2 separate regions of the Homo sapiens genome follow, and region 2 is linked to region 1. A link is a contact called in ENCODE Hi-C or POLR2A ChIA-PET data. All regions are on one chromosome and are shown on one strand. The core of a region is the stretch at or near the end of the contact, and the rest is flanking DNA. Distances in the headings are between cores, read along the strand shown. Region 1 overlaps LOC124901750 (a long non-coding RNA gene). Region 2 overlaps STRA8 (stimulated by retinoic acid 8).

The links. Hi-C counts contacts between places; a loop is a spot of excess contacts on that map. ChIA-PET counts read pairs that join two places held with the same protein, here RNA polymerase II (POLR2A). Pooled maps may share reads with other maps.
Region 2: a loop to region 1 is called in a map of esophagus muscularis mucosa, with 2.7 times the contacts of the local background. The contact joins two enhancer-like sites. A Hi-C loop is called at or near these places in 3 of 168 maps with a recorded cell type or tissue (IMR-90, esophagus muscularis mucosa and prostate gland) and 1 of 50 pooled maps. POLR2A ChIA-PET finds 5 or more read pairs at or near these places in 1 of 52 experiments (GM12878).

The regions. Positions count from the first base shown.
Region 1 is chr7:134,689,247-134,692,066 of GRCh38, reverse strand. The region is part of intron 1 of LOC124901750 (a long non-coding RNA gene); the gene reads left to right. Among named protein-coding and RNA genes, the nearest start is that of BPGM, 44 kb to the right of the region's middle. Within about 2 kb of position 1,391, at least 7 of the 41 ENCODE cell types and tissues checked have a DNase peak (open chromatin) inside an H3K27ac peak, as active enhancers do.
Region 2 is chr7:135,252,755-135,255,574 of GRCh38, reverse strand. It overlaps STRA8 (stimulated by retinoic acid 8), which reads right to left. Exons shown (of 9, transcript NM_001394401.1): 8 at 350-461. Among named protein-coding and RNA genes, the nearest start is that of STRA8, 20 kb to the right of the region's middle. Within about 2 kb of position 1,459, at least 29 of the 41 ENCODE cell types and tissues checked have a DNase peak (open chromatin) inside an H3K27ac peak, as active enhancers do.

The DNA of each region.
Region 1 (2,820 bases), core at 142-2,641:
TCTCTTAGCTCTTCCCTCCCTCTGCCCCCAGGCTCCTACTTGCATTCTTTATATCTTCTGGCATTTTTCATGTTGTTTTACTTTGTATTTAATAATAGCTCTGCATTCTTTTCTTTATCTGAAATCAAGGCTCATACCTGCATCATGCGTTCACTTTGGGAGTAAAATTTATGGCCGAACTTGCCATGGGGTTAATTGCTTTTCATTAACTTCATACTTCTTAATTATTACAAATTATTTGCCTGTACTAGAAATAGTTCCATCCTGTGCTCCAAATTTACTAGCCTGCAATTGCAACCAGAAACGGGAAGTCTTGGATTGCCGGTGCTTGGGGAGTGAGGTTCCCAGCTTTATGCATCGGAGTCTGACCAGACTGAGGGTAGGAAGACGGTGGGTAATTCTAGATCTTTAGACTTCAAAGCCCAGATTAGGGCCCGTAGGCCAAATAAAAATTGAATTTAGCTTTTCTGAGCCATAGACTGTTCTGTGTCTCAATTCTCAAATCTATAAAGTGGAGTTAGGAAGACAGAAAGACACGATGTGTATATTTAATAACAAGTTTACTTTAAAATCAGTTTGAAAAACCTATACTTCACATAATGAGTGGGGTTTCAAAAGCAAGAAAGAGAAAAAGTATACCCACCAAAGGGGAGGGCAGAATAAATCCCAATGGAAAATTTGTGCCTTTCTGTGGTTGGAGTCATTTGGTCAAGAAATGATGAAATTACAAATTTCTGAAAAGGGCGTGTGTGTCGGAGTTCCTGAGGTCCAGTTCTCAGCATGGTACTTGGGCAAGGCCAGTGTTGAACTCTGAGGAAGAATAAAGAGAAGGAAGTGGTCACGACCAGCATTCTTTGCCAAAACAGCAGTGCCTCCATGGCCTCGTACTGCCCATGAGTCTCTTCATCTCATGGATTTGAAGCAAGCTCTCTCAGCAAGCCTGTACACCCATTGTCCCTTGCAATGTGATTCGTCCTTTGACTCCTTAGATGGGAATGGTTGGTAAAAAGGGAATCGCAGCTGGAGGTTTGTGGGAACTGGCATATTCAGACTACACAAAGGCCCTGTGTGTGCAGACACAGCCACAGCTGTGGGAGCCAAGGGCCTGGCAATGGGGAGAAGTAGGTATTTCTCAGTGCAGGAAAGCATTCCTGTCCGTGCTCACAATCCATCTGGTATTGACTTTGAACTCACACGCAGAAAAAAGGAATGAAGTCGGCCCAGCAGCTGAGCCCAGAATCAGCTGGGAGGACATTCAAAGTTCCCTGTAAGGGAGCGTGGATGGACAGAGGAGGACAGGGATTTGTAGCCACTTCTGCAATCGCTCTGACCATTGCCAAGTGGGCTAGCAGCAGCAGATGTTCCAGCAGGAGGGCAGTGTCTGTGCCCAGCGGCAGGGCCATTGTCCTTGCTGGAACCATCTCACACTGTTCACTGAGTCTTGTTCTCAGCTGACTGGCTTTCCAAGCTTAACTCTCTTGGCTTTCCCAAAGAGTCTGTGAGCCACCCAATATCCTTTAACAAATTCCTTTTCTGTTTAGACTAGCTAGACTGGTCTTTACAGTTTTTAATGGAAGGCCCTGGCACTGATAGCTTTCGAAGGCTGGAGCTCTATGGCTTTTAATACTCCATGCTAAAGAAAACACAATTTTTTGCTTTGTTTTATTTTCTGCAAATAAAATGTCTTGTTCTCCTCTTCCTATGTGTGTATTTATATAGTTCAGTTAGGCTTTAATATACAAGCTCTGAATTCTCCAAATACCAAAGCAGACAGTTTAAGAAAAGAAGGAAAGCAAACGCCTATTTCTCCCACTTTCAAAAGCACACACTTAAATTTTGTGTGGAAAAAAAATCTAAGCTCTCTAGCTCCACTCGGTGTCCTGTTGAACTGGTGTGGCACCATGTTACTCTTTCAGAGAATGAAAATGAAACTTGCTCACTGTAGCTTCATTGAACCACTTTATTCTTTGACCAATTTTGGATGGGTATTTTAATTAAAAATTTTTTTCAGCCAGGCACGCGGTGGGCTCACGCCTGTAATCCCAGCACTTTGGGAGGCCAAGGCAGATGGATCACGAGGTCAGGAGATCGAGACCATACTGGCTAACACGGTGAAACCCCGTCTCTACTAAAATTACAAAAAATTAGCCTGGTGTGGTGGCACACGCCTGTAATCCCAGCTACTCAGGAGGCTGAGGCAGGAGAATAGCTTGAACCCAGGAGGTGGAGGTTGCAGTGAGTTGAGATCAAGCCACTATACTCCAGCCTGGGTGACAGAGCGAGACTCTGTCTCAAAAAAAAAAAAAATTAAACTAAAAACAGTATGGGACAGTGGCCAAGAGCGTGGGCTTTGGAGTTAGGTCAACTTGGATTTGAATCTTGCTGCAGCTATATACTAGCTTTGCGACTGTGTCTTGCTACTCAGGTTTTGTGAGGCTCATCTGTAAGATGAATATAATAAAAATGTTCACCTCAGAATATTATTGTGAGGATTAAACAAGATCCAAGACCTGGCTTAAATTGCCATTAGAGAATGACCCAGGGGAGCTTATTCATTGTAGCTAAATGATAAAATTTAAAATCAAGATTTAAATGCTTTCAGAAGGGGTGCATTTAGAAACACTGAAGTCTCCTTGTTACTCTCTTTTTAAATATGATAGGAATTACAATTCTTATAGAGATTATGCTACACAATGATCTATGTTTACACAAGAACGTAAATGTTGTCTTGGAGAGATTACATGCTCAGATGGCAGAAGCTCTTCAGTGGCAATGAGGGCATGGGCTACTGGGCTACTCTTTGGCTTGGAAGACCTTTCC
Region 2 (2,820 bases), core at 210-2,709, 560 kb before region 1:
CTGACAGCAGGCAAAGCTCAGGCTGTCATGCTCACCCTCTGCTGTGCAGCTGTGTTCCTAGCAGGCCATAGATCTGTACTGGTCTGTGGCCTAGGAGTTGGGGACCCCTGCCCTAGAGGACACTTCTCTGTCTTTCCTGTTTCCCTGGCTATCTTCCATTCATTCTACAGGATGCATCAGGCTGAAGGTGACCATTCATGGAGCAAGCCAGAGAGAATGGAGAGTGTCCCTGCCCAGTGGCTCCTCATGGTATGATTGGGGTGAGTTCTGGTTAGGGCTGCCCTTAAGAGCCCTTTTTGCTATCTAAGCAAGGTGGGCAGAGGTACCACGGCCCTCTACTCCATCCTACCTGCTTTACTTGAGTGTTTGCACAGCTAAGGCCTTTAAAAAAGTTGATGATCTGCATATAGAGCTGAAACTTCTCCTCTGGGTTTTCTGGGTTGCAGCTGGCAAGCACTGAACTGACAACAGAAAGGAAGAAAAGGCAACAAATATTCAGGATCCTGATCTTTCAACTCTGCTTCCCCCTCCCCTGAAAGATTTGGGTTACAGTATGAACCAAGCACATGTAAATTCTCAGACAGCCCAGACCTCTCCTTGAAAGGTTTGTGTTACCTCTGCTCACATATCATGTCTGGAATCCCCTGGAAAATCGAGACTGTGGTGAGACTGGCTCCTGTGCCCTAATTTAGTGTTCTGAGCTGTGGCCACTGGAACAAGGGAACGAGAGTTCCTCTATCCCTCAATCTTCTGCAGAATGCCCCCACAGTTCTGGTTCCACTGTGGCTGCTGAGGCAGCTCTGGAGCACGCCGCACATCTTGAGTTCAGTTCACTGAGTTGCCACTGCTCAGTGGGTCTAACGTGGAACTCAAGCCCTGGTGCAGAAAGGAGGCCTGTTGTGCAGGCTCTTTTCCTCCTGCCTGCCTGGGACAAGGGGAGAAGCCCTGTGTGACTCGAGCTTATGTCACCATAAGCAGCACAGTTTGGAAGCAGACATGAAAATCCTTCAAAAGCTGACAGCAACTGTTATTGCAGGGCCTCAGAAGATGATGAGTTAGCTCAGCCTTTAGGAAAGGTGGCAGGGGCTCGTGCAACATTTAGGAATGCCCGCTAAGAGCCAGGCCCTGCAATGTGGACCCTGCTTCAAAGGGCTTCTTAGAGCACAGAGGCTGTGTGTCTGTAGGACAGCTGGCACTCACTCACTGTGAGTCAGCAGGCAGCCCTCACTTCCTCCCGGGATGAGGAACCCTCTGGCAGCAACCCCTGACTTTTCTAGGGGAAGTGGAACATTTTTAATAGGTTGTTTTTCTGTTCCATCAGCAGGGCAGGGAGTTCTGAATATTGCCTGGCAAGGACAGGCTGGCAGCTTCTCGATGGTTGTCTTTGCAGTCCAAGCTCAGCACAGAAACAGGAATGTGTCTTCCAGCCAATTGCAGCAAAATGAAACTCCACTCACAGCTGAGAAGCACTTGAGTCACTCTGTAAGGTCGATTTGGAGAGGACAAAGCCCTCCTCTGACAATCCCACTTCTCCCCAAGTCCATCTAGGCCTGGGTGGAACAGGGAGAATGGAGGGAAAATGTTGATGTGTGGTTTCCCTGAAGCTCTGCTGAAAGGCCAGCTGGGTTACTAGGGACAGCTGTGGCCCCAAGGCCTCACAGGCACCCATAGGCCAGGCTCCCCTTGAGAGGACAATGAGATATTCATTGGGATCACAAGGATATGTCCCTCTCACCCCCAAAGCAGAAAAATAAATGTCCAGGATTCTTTTTAGCCATGATAGCAGCACAGGTATCTGAAGAACCTGTGCCTTCAGGCTCTAAGACCACAGGTTTTTCAAGCAAAGCAGCAAGGGAATTTCAGTCCTAAAGGATTTCTCTCAGAAAACACACCTTTGGGACATTGTTAGTCACGCTGCTTCTTGTTTTAAAATCTTTTCACATCCTATTTTGTGTCTTCCCACTTCATGGGGTCAGCTATCCTTTTCTCCCCTCCTTCCATATCCGTTCCCATCAGCACCATGAAAAGCAGCAACCCCCCTTTGCAGAACTCAGAGAGTCCCCTAAACTCAGGGCCCATGCCTATTTGCATGTTGGCCCTTATTCTCTGTGCCCCAGAGCCCCCTCCCCGCCTTCTCCTTCCAGGTCAGCTGGGAGAACCTGCCCGCAAGCTGCCCTGGGTGCTAGAGACCGATGGATTGTGTTCTTCCGAAATTCATATGCTGAAGCCTAATCCCCAGGGTGATGGTGTTAGGAGGTGGGGGACTCCGGGAGATCATAGACTAGGGCATGAAGATGGGCCCCTCATGATGGGATTAGTGCCCTTATAAAACAGGCCCCAGAGCCAGGCGCTGTGGCTCACGCCTGTAATCCTAGCATTTTGGGAGCCGAGGTGGGTGGATCATCTGAGGTCAGGGGTTCGAGACCAGCCTGGCCAACATGGCAAAACCCTGTCTCTGCTAAAAATACAAAAATTAGCTGAGCATAGTGGCATGCACCTGTAATCCCAGCCACTCGGCAGGCTGAGGCAGGAGAATCACTTGAACCCAGGAGGCGGAGGTTGCAGTGAGCCAAGATCACACCACTGCACTCCAGCCTGGGTGACAGAGTGAGACTCTGTCTTAGAAAAAAAAAAAATTTTTTTAAAGAAAGAGGTTCCAGAGAGATTCCTTGCCCCTACACCATGTGAATTTTATCCAGAAGGTGCCGTCTGTGAAAAACCGAGCCTCTGACTCTGCTGGCACCTTGGTCGTAGACTCCCCAACCTCCAGAACTGTAAGAAATACATTTCTGTTGTTTATAAGCCATCCAGCCTATGGCA